2 separate regions of the Homo sapiens genome follow, and region 2 is linked to region 1. The links are chromatin loops, found by intact Hi-C in ENCODE. Cell type or tissue: spleen. All regions are shown on one strand. Each heading gives the region's core, and the rest is flanking DNA. Links, peaks and the distances in the headings are about the cores only. Region 1 has its middle 20 kb from the start of TCF3. Region 2 overlaps TCF3 (transcription factor 3).

Region 1 (10,488 bases), core at 1,068-9,067:
TGGAGTGCAGCGGTGCCATCTTAGCTCACTGCAAGCTCCGCCTCCCGGGTTCATGCCATTCTCCTGCCTCAGCCTCCCGAGTAGCTGGGACTACAGGCGCCTGACACCACGCCTGGCTAATTTTTTGTATTTTTAGTAGAGATGGGGTTTCACCATGTTAGCCAGGATGGTCTCGATCTCCTGACCTCGTGATCTGCTCGCCTCGGCCTCCCAAAGTGCTGGGATTACAGGCGTGAGCCGCCGTGCCCGGCCGACCCTGAGCTTTATTTTGTCTCGGAGGACTCCACTGCCCTCCATGTCCGGCCTCCCGAGCCCCCTCTGCCCACCTCCCTCCAGCTGCGCTGGCCACCTCCTCGCTGCTGCTTGGACACCGTTTTCTCCCTGTGACCTCAGGGTCTGTGCCCAGGATGTCCCTCGGCCGGGAGCCGTTCCTCCCCACTCTCAGGCCCCTTTGCCGGTGTATCATCAGTTTATCGTTCCTCCCACTCTCAGGCCCCTGTTTCTCCCCCTTGCGCCTGTGGGGCTTGCCTGGCTCTGTAAGGGGAGCCCCGGGCCCAGCCTGGCCGCCCCACACCTCCAGCATCCATCTGGGGCCTGACACACAGTAGGTGCTCCATAAATGCACAGGCTAAGTTGGGGGGTTCCCCATCTTACAGGTGAGGAAACTGAGGCTCCGAAGAGGGCGGCCTGACAGGCATCTGGGAGCCCCGGCCCAGGCGAAGGTATTTCCTCCTGGCCCAGGGCGCCGTGGGGTCCCGGGGCAGCTGGTGGGGCCGCCAAAGGGTGGCCGTGTGTGTGGCGGTGGCAGCTGGGGCTCTGGCAGTGGGGGAGGGTGGGCGGGAGGCAGCAGCTGGTGGCTGGCCCCAGGCCAGCTGGAGCCTGTGCAGAGGGAGGGCGCTGGGTCGGCTCACGCTGCCTCTGGGTCCCCTTCTGAGTCCCCCTCAGCCTTTCTCGGTTGGTCTCCATCTCTGTCTTTGTCTCTCTGTCTCTGTCTCTTTCTGTCTGTTTCTCTCTGTCTTCTTTCTCTGTGCTCTCTCTGTGTCAGCCTCCCTGTCTCTGTCTCTTTCTCTTCCCCATCTCTGTCTGTCTTTTTGTCTCTGTCTCTGTTTCTTTCTGTCTCTGCGTATCTCTTTCTGTCCCTCTGTCTCTGTCAGTCTCTCTGTGTCTGTGTGTGTCTCCATCTCTCTCTGTCTCCATCTCTCTCGTTGTCTCTCTGTTTCTCTTTATCTCTTTCTGTCTCTCTCTGCCTGTCTCTCTGCCTCTCTGTCTCTCTGTTTCTCTGCCTGTCTCTCTCTCTGCCTCTCTGTATCTCTATCTCTCTGTCTCTTTGTCTGTTTCTGTTCTTCTCTGTCTCCTTCTCTGCTTCTCTGTCTCCTTCTCTTTCTGTTCCTATCTCTTGTCTTTTTCTCTGTCTCTCTCTGCCTCTCTGTCTCCCTCTGTCTCTGCCTCTCTCTCCTTCCCCTTCACACTGGGGACTCCCCTGACTGGCCCGGACAGGGGCTGGTTACACTGCTGCACCCTCTCTTCCAGACCTCCCGCTCCACCCCACTCCCTGCTGCCTGCACCCCTGCGTCAGCCAGCACCTCTGTGCTGGCATGAAGGTCTCTACCCACCGGGAGGAGCCCAGGACCCTCTCACGGGCTGGGGACCCTGTGCGCATCGCTCCCCCTGTGAGCCTGCATTTCCCCACATGCAGGGTGTTTGCAGAGCCCTCTCAGAGCGGTGCTCTGGGGAACCACAGGGCAGAGGTCTCAGCCCGTCGGGGCTCCCAGCCAGATGGGGAAGGAGAATTTCGAAGGAATCGCCTTACAGGCATTTGAAACTCTGCAGGCAGAGGCCAGGGGAATCCCGGGTGGAGGAGCAGGCAGGGTGAGGGCCCTGAGAGTCCCTCCCCGGGTTAGGAGCAGGCAGGGTGAGGGCCCTGAGAGTCCCTCCCCGGGCCACCCCCAGCCACACTCCCCCGTCACACAGGGAACCTGGCCCAGTTGCCCGTACCCACTGGTCCTGGGGAGGGCAGCTGGGAGGGGCTGTGTGTGCACTAGGGGGGCGGAGCTGGGACTCCCCCCAAGGACCCTCCCTTCCGGGATCTACACCCCTGATCCCCCCTCGCCAGCACATCCACCCACCACCCTCGCAGACAATAGAATTCATCACTGTAGAAACATCCTCTGGGGCTGGGGCTTAATCAGTTCCTGATTTGCATTTTTGCATATTAATGACAGCAGAGCTGCTAATTTTGGCACATGATTTTAAAGGTGCAGTAGCTCTGAAACTACGGAGGCGGTGAGGGGGTGAGGACCGGGGCCTTCCTCACCTGGCCTGGGGGGTGCTGGCCCTCAGGTTACAGGTTACAGGGTCTCTGCCCTGGGAGCGGCCCCTGCCTCTGGGAGCTGCAGGGACCCTTGGGGATTATGGGGTCCCTGCCTCTGGGGCTCACAGGAATCACAGAGTCTCTGCCACTCTATCTTTCTTTCCTTCCCTTCCCTCCCTCCCCTCCCTCCTCTCTCTCTCTCTCTCTCTCTCTCTCTCTCTCTCTCTCTCGCTCTCTCTCTCTCGCTCTCTCTTTCCTTTCTTTCCTTCCCTTCCTTCCCTCCCTTCCCTCCCTCCCCTCTCTCTCTTTCCTTTCTTTCCTTTCCTTCCCTTCCTTCCCTCCCTCCCCTCCCTCCCCTCTCTCTCCTCTCTCTCCTCTCTCTCTCTCTCTCTTTCTTTCCTTTCTTTCCTTTCCTTCCTTTCCTTCCCTCCCTCCCCTCTCTCCTCTCTCTCTCTCTCGCTCTCTCTCTCTTTCCTTTCCTTCCTTTCCTTCCCTCCCTCCCCTCTCTCTCTCTCTCTTTCCTTTCCTTTCCTTCCTTTCCTCCCCTTCCTTCCCTCCCTCCCCTCTCTCTCTCTCTCTTTCCTTTCCTTCCCTTCCTTCCCTTCCTTCCCTCCCTTCCCTCGCTTCTCTCTCTCTCTCTCCTTCCCTTCCTTCCCTTCCCTCCCTCCCCCTTCTCTCTCTCTCTTTCTTTTCTTCCCTTCCTTCCCTCCCTCCCCTCTCTCTCTCTTTCCTTTCCTTCCTTTCCTTCCCTTCCTTCCCTCCCTTCCCCCCCCTTTCCTTTCCTTCCTTTCCTTCTCTTCCTTCCCTTCCTTCCCTCCCTTCCCTCCCTCCCCTCTCTCTCTCTCTTTCGTTCCTTTCCTTCCCTTCCTTCCCTCCCTTCCCTCCCTCGTCTCTCTCTCTCTCTCTCTCTCTTTCTTTCTTTCTTTCGCTCTTGTTGCCCAAGCTGGAGTGCAGTGGCACAATCTTGGCTCACTGCAACCTCCGCCTCCCGGGTTCAAGTGATTCTCCTGCCTCAGCCTCCCGAGTAGCTGGGATTACAGGTGTGCGCCACTATGCCCAGCTAATTTTTGTTTGTTTGTTTTTTGAGACGGAGTTTTGCTCAGTCGCCCAGGTTGGAGTGCAGTGGCGCGATCTCAGCTCACTGCAAGCTCTGCCTCCCGGGTTCACGCCATTCTCCTGCCTCAGCCTTGCGAGTAGCTGGGACTACAGGCGCCCACCACTATGCCTGGCTAATTTTTTGAATTTTTTTTTAGTAGAGACGGAGTTTCACCTTGTTAGCCAGGATGGTCTCGAACTCCTGACCTCAGGCGATCCGCCTGCCTCGGCCTCCCAAAGTGCTGGGATTATAGGTGTGAGCCACCGCGCCCGGCCCATGCCCGGCTAACTTTTTGTATTTTTAGTAGTTTCACCATGTTGGCAAGGCTGGTCTCGAACTCCCGACCTCAGGAGATCCGCCCACCTCGGCCTCCCAAAATGCTGGGATTACAGGCATGAGCCACCGCGCCCGGCCCACTCTTTTTCTTCTCTTTTGAGGCAGGATCTTGCTCTGTTACCCAAGCTGGAGTGCGGTGGTGCAATCATAGCTCACTGCAGCCTCCACCTCCTGGCTCAAGTGATCCTCCCACCTCCCACGTGGCTCGGACCACAGGCGTGTACCACCACACTAGCCTAATTATTTAAAATTTTGAGTTTGGGTGCCGTGGCTCACGCCTGTAATCCCAGCACTTCGGGAGGCAGAGGCTGGTGGGTCACTTGAGATCAGGAGTTGGAGACCAGCCTGACCAACATAGGGGAACCCCTTCTCTACTAAAAATACAAAAATTAGCTGGGCATGGTGGCACGTGCGTGTAATCCCAGCTACTCGGGAGGCTGAGGCAGGGAGAATCGCTTGAACCCAGGAAGCAGAGGTTGCAGTGAGCCAAGATCGCTACTGCACTCCAGTCTGGGCGACAGAGTGAAACTCCGTCTCAAAAATAAATAAATAAATACATTTTTGTAGGACAGGGGTCTTGCTATGTTTCTCAGGCTGGTCTCGAACTCCTGGGCTTAAATGAGCCTTCTGCCTCAGCCACCTAAAGTGCTGGGATTACAAGTGTGAGCCATCACGCCCTGTCTTTGCCACTCTTGCATTTGGGCATCAACGCTGGCATTGGCCAGGGGAACTGGGATTCTGGAATTTTCTCCAATTGGCTCCATCCTGAGAATCCCATATTTGGAAAGCTGTGAATTCAAGTTCCGAGTATCTTAAAACCTTTGGATTTTACCCATCGAGGCTGAGGATAGTAAGAATATTTACCGGCCAAGAATATCACTTTAAAAAAAAATCAAAACAAACCTTTGTATTCTCTGTCCTAGGTAGACCCTAAATCCTGCCCTTGTCCTCACCTCCTGCGCTCAGATCGGAAACCTGGGACCTTTGCCTCCAAACCCCACCCCACAATCCCGCCCAGGCTCAGGACTCAGTTCCCTTCGCCCCCACCGCGCCCTCCCCCGGCCCTCTGCACCTGCCGCGTCCCGTACCCGGCCTGCTCTTCTTCACCATTGGTGCCTTTTCCTTCAACCCCACCTCCCCAGGGAAGCCCTCCTGGTGACTTCACCACGCCTGTGTGTTCAGTTATTCTCCCTCTCCCTGGGAGGTGGGGAAACCGAGGCATAGAGCGGCGAGGCTGGTGCTCACGGCCCCCCGGGGTCCTCCCCAGACCCCTCCCCTCCCTGTGGTCCGGGGGTGCATGGGGTGGGGCGCGGGGGCCTCGCTGGTCCTGGGGTTCAGTCGGGCGCGCGTGCTGCCACCTGGTGGCCAATGGGGCAAGGCCGCGGGTCCTCCCCGGGCGTCGGGGCCCCCACCCCACGGAGCCCACCCTGCGCTGGGGGAGGTGGGCTCAGGAAAGCCGCGGCCCCCGCTCGGGACGCCAGGGGTGGGGGACACGGAGCTTCGCCAGACTCCCCCAAACTCGGGCGCGTCATGGGAAGAATGGAGGGAGCTGGATGATGGGGGTCCTGCGGGCTGCCTTCCCTGGGTCTTCTGGTGTTGTCCCCGTCCCGTCCCCTTCTTACCCCTGCGTGACGCCCAGACCGAGGGAGGTGGGACTGGGACCCCCTTCCAGGGACAGAGCTGCAGCGGGTCTGGCGTCCACCAGGGCGCGCCCGCAGCCCAGAAACCCGCGGGCGCTCCCCACGTGCGCGCTCACACGTGCATCCGCGGCTACCCCAGTGCCTCGCGGCTCGGGCTTTTTTTAATTTTTATTTTATTTTTATTTTTTTGAGACGGAGTCTCGCTCTGTCACTCAGGCTGGGGTGCAGTGGCGCGATCTCGGCTCACGGCAACCTCCACCTCCCTGGTTCAAACGATTCTCCTGCCTCAGCCTCCAGAGTAGCTGGGACTACAGGCACGTGCCACCACGCCCAGCTAATTTTTGTATTTTTAGTAGAGCTAGGGTTTCACCATGTTGGTCAGGCTGGTCCCCAACTCCTGACCTTGTCATCCGCCCACCTCGGCCTCCCAAGGTGCTGGGATGACAGGCATGAGCCACCGCGCCTGGCCGGCTCAGGCATTTTGACCCGAGGCACACGTGGTCCTGTGTGGTTGGTGTGTTTCTGAATGAACAGTGTTCACGTAGATTCAGGTGTGCCACACGTGATGTATACGGGGCATGCTTATGCGTGTTCTCGCATGCTCGTGTGCATTCTAGCATGTGTGCTCACTCCTATACACAGGTTTGCATGCGTGTGCTGGCATGTCCGTGTGGGTGCACACAGAGGCTGTGACATGTTCGCTCGTTGCCACGAGCTCAGGTGTGTTTGTACATGGTCAGTCCCGTTTATACATGTGCACGCATGGGCACGTATGTGCCAGGAAGGTTCACACATACACCTTCTCATGTGCGGCCTGCTGTATCTGCACATGTGTGTCCTGGTAAACGCGTGTGTTTGCGTGTTCTGGTGTGCTTGCGCATGTTTGTGTGTGTGCATGTGGGCGCACTCACAGCCACAGCCCATGCTGGCGTCCCTGAGTGCAATGGCCCCTTATGGACTGGGTCCTACAGGACACCCCTGAGTCAGGCCCCACATACCCCAGGGCCCTCCCACAGCTCCACTGCCCCAAACCCCCTGGCCCTGTGAGCCGATCCCTGCAGCCAAAGGGTCCAGGTCGCCCCCAGTCAGCCTCTCCCTGGTCTGCCCCAACCCCCAGCTCTCCACTCGATCTCCCCCACTTCAGTGGCTGCAGCCTCCTGCACCCGCACCCTCTTCCTGCTGTGGTGGCTTCTGGGTCCGGTCCCCAGTCAGCCCCAGCTGCTGCCTGTGCCCCCAAGAGATGCAGAGCTCTTAGGAGGCAGGGCCGTGTCTGGGGTCCACGGCTGCACCCTGATCTCTGGTATCCAGCCGGCACGCGGTAACCAGGTCAGAAGCCTAACCGTCCTTCAGCCGGGCCCAGCAGCTCCCGTCGCTATGGGAAATCCATGCTCAGCTCCCACAAACCCAGCAGTCACCAGCTGGCCTCAGCCAGAGGTTCCCCTGTCACAGAGCCTGCCAAGCAGAGACCCTCCTGACACTCACTCACCCCTTCCTCTCCAGTGGTGGGGCTGGATGAGCGGGCCGCCTCCCTCCTCTTTACCGTTCCCTCTCCACCTGGCAAACTCCTATTCATCCTGTGGGGCCCTGGAACATGGGCCCCACTTCTAGGATACCTACCCCAGTCCTGGGGGTGAATGGACCAGAAGCTACCTTGGAGAGCAGACCAGGTGCCAGCTCCCAGGCTCCCAGCCCTCCTGGGTGAACTTGGGTGGTGGCAGCTGCGTCTCATTTCCAAGCCAAGCCTGTAGACAGGAGCCCAATGGCGGTTAGTCAATGGCAGACCGCCAGGGAGGGGTGAATGCTGGTTCCCAGGCTGTGTCAACATAGCCAACCAGCTGCCCAGGAGGCTCTGATGTGAGGACCGTACCCACTGCTGGTGCCTCCCTCCCTCCCTCCCTCCCTCTCTGTCTCTCCCTCCCCTCTGTCCCTCCCTCCTTTCCTTCATCCCTCCCTCCCTCTGTCCCTCTGTCACTCCCTGGCCCTGGCCACCCACACAGCCCCCAAGGGCCATCTCCTTGGCAACAGTGGCCACAAGGTCGTCTGCTGGATCAATCTCCTCTCACCCCTGCAGCCCCGACCCCGGACCCGGAAGGTGACAAGGAAGTGGGGTCAGGCCTGGCTTCCCGGGAGGGACCCAGTGTGTGTAGGACAGGGGGGGTCCTTTGGCTGGAGCAGGGGTGGCAGGACTCAGATAGGGTGAGCCGGTCCCTGTTGAGAGGGTCAGCAGGGCCAAAGGTCCGGCGAGCCCTGGGCCACACACTGCGTGTGACCCTCCCTGGGCCTCAGTTTCCCTTGAGGCACAGCCTCTCTGATGTCTGGACTCCGGGTCCAGTCCAGGACAGTCCTTTGGAGAGCCCAGTGCGTGGGAGACACAGTCCCTGGGCTGACGGTGAGAAAGGACAACGCTGCCCTCATCCCAATTTACACGCCCCGAAGACACTGGCCTCAGGCCGCTGGGCCAGGCAGTGGTCAGGGCTGGGGACCAACCAGAAAAGAAGTCACTATTACTGGCCGGGCGCGGTGGCTCACGCTTGTAATCCCAGCACTTTGGGAGGCCGAGGCGGGCGGATCACGAGGTCAGGAGATCGAGACCACGGTGAAACCCCGTCTCTACTAAAAATACAAAAAACATTAGCCGGGCGTGGTGGCGGGCGCCTGTAGTCCCAGCTACTAGGGAGGCTGAGGCAGGAGAATGGCGTGAACCCGGGAGGCGGGGCTTGCAGTGAGCCGAGATGGCGCCACTGCACTCCAGCCTGGGCGACAGAGCGAGACTCCGTCTCAAAATAAATAAGTAAATAAATAAATAAATAAAGGTCACCACTATAGCTCCTGGGCAGTCCACCACTGCTGCTTCTAGAAGATTCCACCATTGCCATTTCTGGAAGCTTCCATCTTTGTCTCTCTGGGCAGCTCCGCATTCCAGTCACCAGGGCAGAAGGAAGAAGGTGCCCTGAGGTTTTTCCCTTTGGGGAACAGGTGGGCAGGCTAGGCAGGGAGAGGACCCTCCAAGCACACGGGAGAAGCTGGCCCCCCCTCCTCGGTGGGGCGCTGGGGACACCTCCTCGGGGCGGCACAGCCCGGGTGGGGCCACCAGGCGTCCCGCGGCAGGTCGGTGAGCCGGCCCGGGAGGACTGGCATGCTGAAGACGTTTGTATGGATTCTGGGGCAGGAGGGGCGGCAGGGTCTTGGGGGGCCAGAGGCGGGAGAGGGTGGGATCGCCTGCAGAACCTAGCTCAGGCTGCTCTCTTCCTTTCCCAAGCCTCAGTTTCCCCATCCGGGCAATGGGGGAAGACGCAGATAGGGAATAGATTTGCCCTTGGCCTCCGGGGACCTCGTTTTCCGGCTGCGGCACTGCAGCTCAGAGAGGTCAGGCTGCCTGCCTAGGGCCACACAGCCTGGAGGTGGGGGCCGGCCGGGGGGCGCAGACGCGCAAAGCCTGTCCCCACCTCACGGCCCCCTCCCCGCCGGCCCGGGCGGGGCTGCTGGCCCTTTAAGAGCCTCGTTTTGGCGCCGCCTCGGGGTTATCGATCGCAGCCTTGGAAACGCGATTAGATTATCCCGGCTGGGAACGGCAGCCTGGCGGGGGCCGCGCGGGGGAAGCGCGCCGCTTCTTGTAAACGGTTCCCCGAAGGGCGCTGGGCCAGGGGCCTGGGAGGGGGCTCGTTCCCGGTGGGGGGGGCGTCCCGGTGCGGCGCGGCCCAGCGCTCCCGGGAACGGGGGATGGGTAACTGGGGCCCCCATTTTGTGTTTTGGGTTTGGAAATTGAGGCGCAGAGAGGGGTGCGCCTTTCTGCGAGGCCGCATACCCAGGAAGACGGGTTTATTTGTTCAGCTGCATTTATTGAGCGCCTAGTGTGTGCCGCGCATGCGCGGGGCCTATTAATCCGATTAGCGTTTCGCATAAAAATAGAGTCGCGGATGATGATGATGGTGATAATGAATATCCGTGCTCCTGACTCGCTCCTGCCGTGCCACCAAGCCTTTATGTGCGTTGTCTCAGATCCTCACCCCAACACTTAGAGTGGCAGAGGCCCTGGTCCCATTATACAGATGGGGAAACTGAGGCCGGAGCTCAAACAAGCCAGAGGGGCCGAACCGGGACAGGCGGGCCCCCGGCTCGCTCCTGGGAGCCTCCCTAGTAGGGTCACCGTAGAAGGAAGGGAAGGGATGGGTTGTGGGGGGAGTTGGGGACCAGCCCCTCCATCCACTGTGACCCCTTCTGCATCCGCCAAGGCCTCTGGTAGGTGCCTGAGCTGAAGCAGATGAACCCTTGAGTGTGGGAGGAAAGGATGGGCCAGCGGATGGGTGGGGGCAGGAGGAGGCCCTTCCACCACCAACTTCTGACGCCTCAGCAGAAAGGCCCCGGGCCCATGAGCTTGAGTCGGGGGCTGGTGGGCAGTGGACAGGACCAGCTTCCCTTCCACTCCGCGGTCGTTTGCTCCCACATGTGACCCCATGCCCACGGGGGGCTGGAGGGTGGGCAAGCACGCATTCGTTGAACACCTGCTGTGTGCCAGGCCCTGAACCGTCCCCCTGCCAATTGTGGCACAGTAGGAGCTGGTTCCAATGCCCACCCACATTCACCCTGATGCACCCCCAGAGACCCAGTCCAGTGGTCCCACAGTCAACGTTTGTTGATTGACCAAATGACAGTATTTTGCAATAGCAGTAAATACAAACCACTTAGACTGGACTTCACTTGGGTCTCAATGACCCTTCCTGCCCCATCGTCCCTGAAAACCTCTATCCTTCCATCGTTCCTAACATTATGGAGCACCGACTGTATGCCCCAACTACCTTCTTCATCCTCTCAGCAGCCTGTGAGGCAGGAAATATGACTGGCCTAGTCTACAGAGGGGGAAACTGAGGATCTGGGGGGTGGAGGGCCTTGTCTGAGGCCGCAGAGCCCAGAAGATGAGATTGTAAACCCAGACCCAACTGTGTCTTTTTTTTTTTTTTTCTCAGACAGAGTCTTGGTCTGTTGCCCAGGCTGGAGTGCAGTGGCATGATCTCAGCTCTCTGCAACCTCCATCTCCTGGGTTCAAGCGATTCTCCTGCCTCAGCCTCCTGAGTAGCTGGGACTACAGGCACCCGCCTCCACACCCG
Region 2 (8,000 bases), core at 1-8,000, 47 kb before region 1:
GGGCCATCTGCTCCCTCCCCGCTGCCTGCCTATCCCAGCAAGGTGCAGACACCAGAACCAGCCTCCCCTCCCCCGCAAAGCCTTCACAGACCTCAGCCTCCCCTCCCCCCAAACCCTCACAGACCTCAGCCTCCCCTCCCCCCAAAACCCTCACAGACCTGCCAGGCCCTGGGGGGAGCCCACGGGGGTAGAAGGGCTGGACGAGAAGTTATTGCTTGAGTGATCCGGGGAGTAGATCTGCGAGGAGGACCAGGAGAGATGGGCGGTCAGGGGCCGGCCTCTCAGGTCACTTGCCTGGCCACCCCCCATGCCCCACGCCTCACCGAGGCCAGTGCTTTGCCGAGGGCATCCCCGGAGCTGCCAGCTGTGGTCCCTCGGGAGCCTGTGGGTGAAGAGAGGTGAGGCCCACGCAGCCCGGCCTGGGTGCTGCCGCCGACGGCAAGCTCTCCTGCGTTCTGCCGTCCTGCACAGACACTGCTGCGCCAGGGAGAGCAGCCTGACTCGGGTCCGGTTTCTGTCTGACCCCCTGAAACCAGCCTCTGCAGGGGTTGAGGCACTGGGGACAGGCCACTGGCAGGGGACCCTGGGTGGGTGAGTCCCCTTCTGGGCCTGGGTGGGTGAGTCCCCCTCTGGGCCTGGATGGGTGAGTCCCTCTCTGGGCCTGGGTAACTGAGTCCCTCTCTGGGCCTGGGTGGGTGAGTCCCTCTCTGGGCCTGGGTGGGTGAGTCCCTCTCTGACCCTGGGTGGGTGAGTCCCTCTCTGACCCTGGGTGGGTGAGTCCCTCTCTGAGCCTCTTTCCCAGCTGTAAGGCGGGAAAGCCGCTCCTCAAAGATCTGTTTCCAGACATCCCAAGCCCAACGCACGTGGCAGGCCCTGCAGACAGCGGACAATGAGAACTGACAACAACCCGCTCTCAGGGCCAGCAGACGCGCCTGCGCCTCCCGTGGAGTCCTCGCCACCCCCCACCCAGACCCTGCCTGGAGCCCAGTGTCCCCTCGGAGAGGCCGCATCCCAGGGAGGGGCCATACCCAGGAGGCTGTCGGCCCCGCTGACAGGCGGCGTGTGGCTGGAGACGCCGCCGTACGTGGCTCCGGGGGCTGAGGAGAAGGAGGATGCAGATGGGAGCCCACCGTTCACCTCTGCTCCATGCAGCTGGTAGCCCTGGGGGGTCAGGCAGGAGGAGGGTGGGTTAGATGGGCACTGCCACCCTCCGCCCACCCCCTGCCCCCTGCCCTGGGTCCTACCATACGCTCGTGCTGGTGCAGGCCACCAAACGTGCTGCTGCTTCCACTGCTGCCCACCGGGCCGCTACCGGGCGGGAGGGGCAGCGGGGATGAGCCCCCACCCAGCATGGGCCCGAAGCCCGCCTGGCCCGGGGGACTCCAGAGCTCGGCTGAGGGGTGCAGGCTGCCATCTGTGGAGGGGAGCTGGTAAGGTGGGGGCCGAGTGGGGAACCCCAGCCCTGCCCTACCGTCCCTGGCGAGCCCCCGCCCTGCCATGTACCTGCCACGTAGAAGGGGGCGGGATAGGTGCTGCTGGGGGTCTTGGCGGACGGGTAGGCGGTGGCATCCCTGCCGTAGTCCTCACCTGAGCTGGGTGGGTACACCTGCGGGCGGGTGGGCGGTGGGGGGTGCAGTCAGGACGGAGGGACCACGATCAGCCCATGCACCTTGCCGGCCTCCTGTCCCCTCCTGGTAGCACATCTACCACCCCGTTTCCCTTCCCTGTAAAGCCACCCCCCTTTAGGTAAATCCCAGCCCCTGGCCAAGTTTGAGGTTCTTATGATGTCCTGGTCTCTCTCTCCTACTCCTTTTCCAGCCCCCACCTCCCGCCTCCCTGAACTTCTGACCTTTGTACTTGAGGACTTGGATCTGGCTCTGCCTACTAAACCTTTTTCCTCCTTAATCCAGAAAACTCCTATCGACCCATCAAAACCCCAGCTCCAACACCCCATCCCATCCTTCTCCCTTGTTCCCCAGCTGGAATCAATCTTCCAGTGCTGAGCTTCCCTTGGTCCCAGAGCAACATTCGTCCTTCACTAAAGTAACAGGAAGAGGGGTCTGTGAGTAGCGCCAGCTCTGACTGGTTGGCACTGCCTGGACTGTGGGGCTGGGGCCTGTTGGTAACGTCTGCTGCTGTGCTGGAGCGGGAAGTATGCTGGGTGGGCCTGATGTTGTAATAAACTGGGGGGCGGTTTCAGGGCAGAGAAAGTGCACCCTGGGGAAGGAGGGGAGTGAGTGATACTGTTGGGAGCAGAGCCTGACCACGCCTTTGGCCTGGGAAGTCAACCTGACTCTAACCCCGAACCCAGGCCTGTGGGGAGCTGGTCGGCTGGAGGGGTGAGGAGATGTATGCCCAGGGCTCTTGGGGCCAGCACAGGCACTGGGCAGAGGGTGGTTGGTGGCTACTGAGCCAGGGAATCGGCAAATTCCCTCTCCCTCCAGCGAGATGAGACCGCAGGAGTGTGGCACAGCAGCCTGGACCATCTGCGAGGCCTGGTAGGGAGGCAGGGATGCGGGGCAGCCTGAAGCTGTGAGGATGTAACAGGGAGCCCCAATTGCGGCACCCCCCGCTTTTTTTTTTTTTTTTTTTGAGACAGAGTCTCACTCTGTTGCTCAGGCTGGAGGGCAGCGGCATGATCTTGGCTCACTGCAACCTCCGCCTCCTGGGTTCAAACGATTCTTCTGCCTCAGCCTCCCAAGTAGCTGGGATTACAGGCACGCACCACCACGCCCGGCTGATTTTTGTATTTTTAGTAGAGATGGGGTTTCACCATGTTGACTAGGCTGATCTAGAACTCCTGACCTCAGGTGATCCACCCACCTCGGCCTCCCAAAGCGCTGGGATGACAGGCATGAGCCACCACACCCAGCACAATTGTGCCCTTTCTAAAGGGGCCTCAGCCACCAGGACTGCCTTTCTCTCAAAACAAGACAGACAGAGGCTGGACCTAGGGAAGGACTTCCCCGCCTTCCCTTGGAGGCGGCCTCGGGTCAGAGCTCAGATCTTGGCTCAGAAATCACAGGGGGCCTGTCCACTCAGGGCCCACCCCGCCATGTGTGTTCCCAAGCTTCGCCAGGACACAGGGCCTGGCACTGCCACTGACGAGCTGTGGGGTCCCTTCTCCCTCGTGCGACTCACCGAGGATGGAAGACCCGGCGGGACCTTCCGGACCTTCTTGGGCTGCGTGTCTGTTAGAAGCAAAAGGGGTGAGAACCGGCCACCGGCCATGAGAACAACCCCTGCCCTACACCCTGGAGGAGAGACCCTCACAATTCCCGTTTCATATATTAAAAACCTCGGGTCGGCTGGGTGCGGTGCCTCATGCCTGTAATACCAGGACTTTGGGAGGCCAAGGCAGGCAGATCACGAGGTCAAGAGATCAAGACCATCCTGGCCAACACAGTGAAACCCCGTCTCTACTGAAAATACAAAAAGTAGCCGGGCGTGGTGGCGGGTGCCTATAATTCCAGCTACTCGGGAGGCCGAGGCAGGAGAATCACTTGAACCCGGGAGGCAGAGGCTGCAGTGAGCCGAGATCGTGTCACTGCACTCCAGCCTGGGGACAGAGAAAGACTCCGTCTCAAAACACAACAGCAGCAGCAGCAACAACAACAAAAAGCCCCGGGTCTATTTATACGGCTCCAAAGATGTCGAAGAACCACGATGGTTTTCTCCCGCGACGCGCAGTTTGGAAAACGAGGAGTTGGTGGATTCTAAGCCAAGGCTCTGCTGAGAAGCCCCTTGGCCCCACCCTCCTTCCAAGATGGCCCCGACTATCCCACGCAGTCAGGCTTCACCACTAGGGGCTGCTGTTTGCAAACTCGCCTACAGGATAAAATCCGTAACCCGGAAACCAGCACTCAGGCGCCTTCCTGATCACTCACGGACGTGCGCACAGTGGGAAAAGTTCGAGTGGCCCAGGCGCATGTGCCCAGCCAAGGCGGAACAGAGGCCTCCTCCCGCATCATGGGGCTCCTGTCCTTGGTCTATTCAGAGCCACGATCTTTTACGTTTTTGTGCTTTTTGTGGGTGATTTCACGCTTATTTTTTTCAGGCAGGGTCTTGCGCTGTTGCTCAGGCTGGAGTACAATGGTGCGATCGCAGCTCATTGCAGCCTCGAACTCCCAGGGTCAAACCATCCTCCTGCCTCAGCCTCCTGAGTAGCTGGGACCACAGGTGTGTGCCACCATACTTAGCTAATTTTTAAAATTTTTCGCAAAGATGGGATCTCCCTATGTTGCCCAGAATGGTTTGCAACTTTTGGCCTCAAGTGATCCTCCTGTCTCGGCCTCCAGAGAAGCTGGGACCCCAGGTGAGTGCCGCCATGCCTGGCGACTGTGCTGCCTGGAATGGGCCCCGGGTAGTTCAAGGCGCCGTCCAGTGCTCCTGAGCCCGAGGCTGTGACGTGCCTCGCGGGGGATGCCCGCGTGTGCAGCAGGGCTCAGTGCAGAGGAGCCACGATGCAGCCCCATGAGGCATCTGACACAGAAAGCACATGGCAGAGCCCGTGCCCGTCAGCTGCAGGAACCTCGGGACCAGAGGCTCGTAGGAACCTCTCCCTGGACGTGCCACGCCCGCCGGCCCCTGCCTCGACCCCCCGTCACCGTCCATCCCTCCCACGGCCCGAGCGCCCGACGTCCAGCCAGGACCTGGAAGGTGCGGGGTCTGCTCCCTCTGGTGCCCTCAGCTAACGGGAAGCCTCCTACCTCCCTTTGCAGGCTCCCTCCCAGAAGCCCCCGATGCCCCGGCCAGACCCCGCTCACCTAGGCTGCCGTCTGCCGCTCTCCGCCGGGAGCTGCCGGAGTAGGAGGGGTAGTACTGGGAGGTCCCCTTCATGCCCGAAGGGGACAGGGGCCCGGGGCTGTTGAGGGCCAGCTCGCCTGACAGGAAGCCAGCCTGGTGGGGAGCGGATGGTCAGAAAGCGCCCAGCTGGCATCCAGACCCCAGGCTGTTCCATTCAAGAAAAAACTGCAAAGGCCGAAGCCACTCAGACCCGCCCTGCAGTGGGTGATGCCCCTTCTGCCTGTCACGGTGTTTCTCTGTGACACCTGCTGTGTTTTTCTGACTTGAGACTGACCGCATCCCACACTGCTGTTTTCACGAAGAACGAAAGACTGAGAAACAGATACCAGTGTGGCCAACCCAAGGGGCTGCTCCCCCGATTCTGAGACGCAAAGTACAAAGCTGCGTGGCTAAGCGTCTGTGCACCCGGCTGCTTCCTATCTTTTTGGTTTTGTTTTGTAAAGCCCTCGGTTGGATTCTGTACATGTTAGTGTGAAACGGGCTTTCTTCCTGGGGAGCCAGGGCTGCCCTGAGCCGGGTCCCGGAACTGACTCCTGCATTTCATCCGTTCTAAGGCCGGGCACGGTGGCTCACACCTATTATCCCAGTACTTTGGGAGGCTGAGGCGGGCGGATCACCTGAGGTCGGGAGTTCAAGACCAGCCTGACCAACATGGAGAAACTCCGTCTCTACAAAGAATACAAAATTAGCCGGGTATGGTGGCACATGCCTGTAATCCCAGCTACTCAAAAGGCTGAGGCAGGAGAATCGCTTGAACCCAGGAGACAGAGGTTGCGGTGAGCCAAGATTGCGCCATTGAACTCCAGCCTGGGCCATGAGCGAAACTCCGTCTCAAAAAAAAAAAAAAGAATCATCTGTTCTATCATCATCCAGTGGCCCCACGGGGTGGCCCAGCGCCCAGGACAGGGCCTTCTCCCGAGGCCCGGCCTGTCCTGAGCCCGCACCCTGTGTGGCCACCGCGGGGCTCGATGAGTCACCCGGGAGCGCCAGAGAGCAGGGCCCGAGCCCTAGTTCTGCTTCTCGGATGGGGAGCCCGGGCACTTGCGTATTCCTGTCTGTAAAATGGGCACGTAGGCCGCGGCCCCTCGTTGCGGGGACTGATAGGGAAACGCGCATCTGCCCCTGGCGCAGAGCCTGGCACCCGGCTGGCCCCCTCCATCACTATGGCTACTGTTGCTCTGGCTTGGGCACAGTGAGCACACAGACGGCCCCACCTGTGACAAGGCCGAGCCCCACCGAGAGCTAGGAGCTGACGGCGGGGACAGAGATGAAGTCCTGGGGTGAGGGAGGAACCCTGGGGGTGCCCAGCACCGGAGGCTGCATGGGACCCCTGTGGCTGGTCACAGCCCCCAACATCCTCCCCCAGCCTCACAACCAGGGCCAGCGTGGGTGAGGATCTCGGCTGCACAGGGGCCTGTTGTATGGGCTCCCCAGGGGGTCCACACCTGCAAAGCCCTGCTGCATGGCCTGTTTTCCTGCCTGCCACTCAGAGGAGAGGGCAACCGAGCCCCTCCAGCTAAGCATGGCAGCCCTGCAGGCCTTGGCCTCCCTGGTCCTCACCTACCTCCCCTCTGCTCCCGGTCCACACCCACCCAGCCCACCCTGGCCCAAGCCCAGCCTGGTTTCGCTATCAGGAAGCAAACATAACCTAGCTAAGCCAGGAGAGCTTCTGCAGATCAGAGAGGGTGGGTGACAGATTTGTTTAAAATCAAAATACACCCCAGCCCGGCCCGAGCCCCTCACCTGAGTCAGGCCGCCCACGCCTGCGTCTCTCCCGAAGGAGGCATAGGCGCCCCGCTCACCGCTCTTGCCTGCAAGGGGAGAAGGAAGGTTAGTGGGAGGCGACCCCAAGGAACATCCTGAGGGCCCCCGAGTGCCTGCCATGTGCCTACAATAGGCTCTCAGTAAGTGCACACGACTGAGAGCGCCACGGCAGGATGCTGGCAGAGCCTGACCCCAGTGTGCCCATCTCGGGGAGCCCTGGCCCCAGTATGCCCATCTCCCGCAGAGCCCTGCCCTCAGTGTGCCCATCTCCTGCCCAATGACAGGCTTGGGGACAAGAAGGGGTCCCCGATGATTTCGGGGCCAACTCTGAGCATCTGCAGCCCACAGAAGCCCTGCCCAGGGGGTGGGGCGGAAAGGGGACAGCAGAGCTCACGGGGTGAGGTGGGAAGGGGACAGCAGAGCTCACAGGGGGTGAGGCGGGAAGGGGACAGCAGAGCTCACAGGGGGTGAGGCGGGAAGGGGACAGCAGAGCTCACAGGGGGTGAGGCGGGAAGGGGACAGCAGAGCTCACAGGGGGTGAGGCGGGAAGGGGACAGCAGAGCTCACAGGGGATGAGGCGGGAAGGGGACAGCAGAGCTCACGGGGTGAGGCGGGAAGGGGACAGCAGAGCTCACAGGGGGTGAGGCGGGAAGGGGACAGCAGAGCTCACAGGGGGTGAGGCGGGAAGGGGACAGCAGAGCTCACGGGGGTGAGGCGGGAAGGGGACAGCAGAGCTCACAGGGGATGAGGCGGGAAGGGGACAGCAGAACTCACGGGGTGAGGCGGGAAGGGGACAGCAGAGCTCACGGGGTGAGGCGGGAAGGGGACAGCAGAGCTCACAGGGGGTGAGGCGGGAAGGGGACAGCAGAGCTCACGGGGGTGAGGCGGGAAGGGGACAGCAGAGCTCACGGGGTGAGGCGGGAAGGGGACAGCAGAGCTCACAGGGGATGAGGCGGGAAGGGGACAGCAGAGCTCACAGGGGGTGAGGCGGGAAGGGGACAGCAGAACTCACGGGGTGAGGCGGGAAGGGGACAGCAGAGCTCACAGGGGGTGAGGCGGAAAGGGGACAGCAGAGCTCACAGGGGATGAGGCGGGAAGGGGACAGCAGAGCTCACAGGGGGTGAGGCGGGAAGGGGACAGCAGAGCTCACGGGGGTGAGGCGGGAAGGGGACAGCAGAGCTCACGGGGGTGGGGCAGGAAGGGGACAGCAGAGCTCACAGGGGGTGAGGCGGGAAGGGGACAGCAGAACTCACGGGGTGAGGCGGGAAGGGGACAGCAGAGCTCACAGGGGGTGAGGCGGAAAGGGGACAGCAGAGCTCACAGGGGATGAGGCGGGAAGGGGACAGCAGAGCTCACAGGGGGTGAGGCGGGAAGGGGACAGCAGAGCTCACAGGGGATGAGGCGGGAAGGGGACAGCAGAACTCACGGGG

Evidence for each region. Hi-C counts contacts between places; a loop is a spot of excess contacts. Peaks named below come from ENCODE experiments on the same cell type or tissue, not always from the same donor. Only the 100,000 strongest peaks of a DNase experiment are listed, where the experiment ranks them.
Region 2: it touches region 1 in a loop (2.7-fold over the local background); 12 of 110 quality-filtered maps call a loop at or near these places.

Annotation. Positions count from the first base shown.
Region 1 is chr19:1,667,040-1,677,527 of GRCh38, forward strand. No RefSeq gene overlaps it. Among named protein-coding and RNA genes, the nearest start is that of TCF3, 20 kb to the left of the region's middle. RefSeq lists enhancers at 32-532, 1,905-2,655, 5,335-5,862 and silencers at 919-968, 4,811-5,510. In spleen, for the core only: CTCF peaks have their summits at 5,175 and 5,377; a DNase peak (open chromatin) is centred at 5,093; H3K4me3 peaks cover 2,696 bases; H3K27ac peaks cover 2,434 bases; H3K27me3 peaks cover 7,275 bases.
Region 2 is chr19:1,620,810-1,628,809 of GRCh38, forward strand. TCF3 (transcription factor 3) reads right to left here. Exons shown (of 19, transcript NM_003200.5): 6 at 6,550-6,617; 7 at 4,767-4,899; 8 at 3,142-3,191; 9 at 1,504-1,606; 10 at 1,245-1,414; 11 at 1,029-1,161; 12 at 324-382; 13 at 159-237. Among named protein-coding and RNA genes, the nearest start is that of UQCR11, 19 kb to the left of the region's middle. RefSeq lists an enhancer at 5,545-6,046. In spleen, for the core only: a CTCF peak has its summit at 3,787 (motif pointing right); a DNase peak (open chromatin) is centred at 3,853; H3K27ac peaks cover 1,591 bases.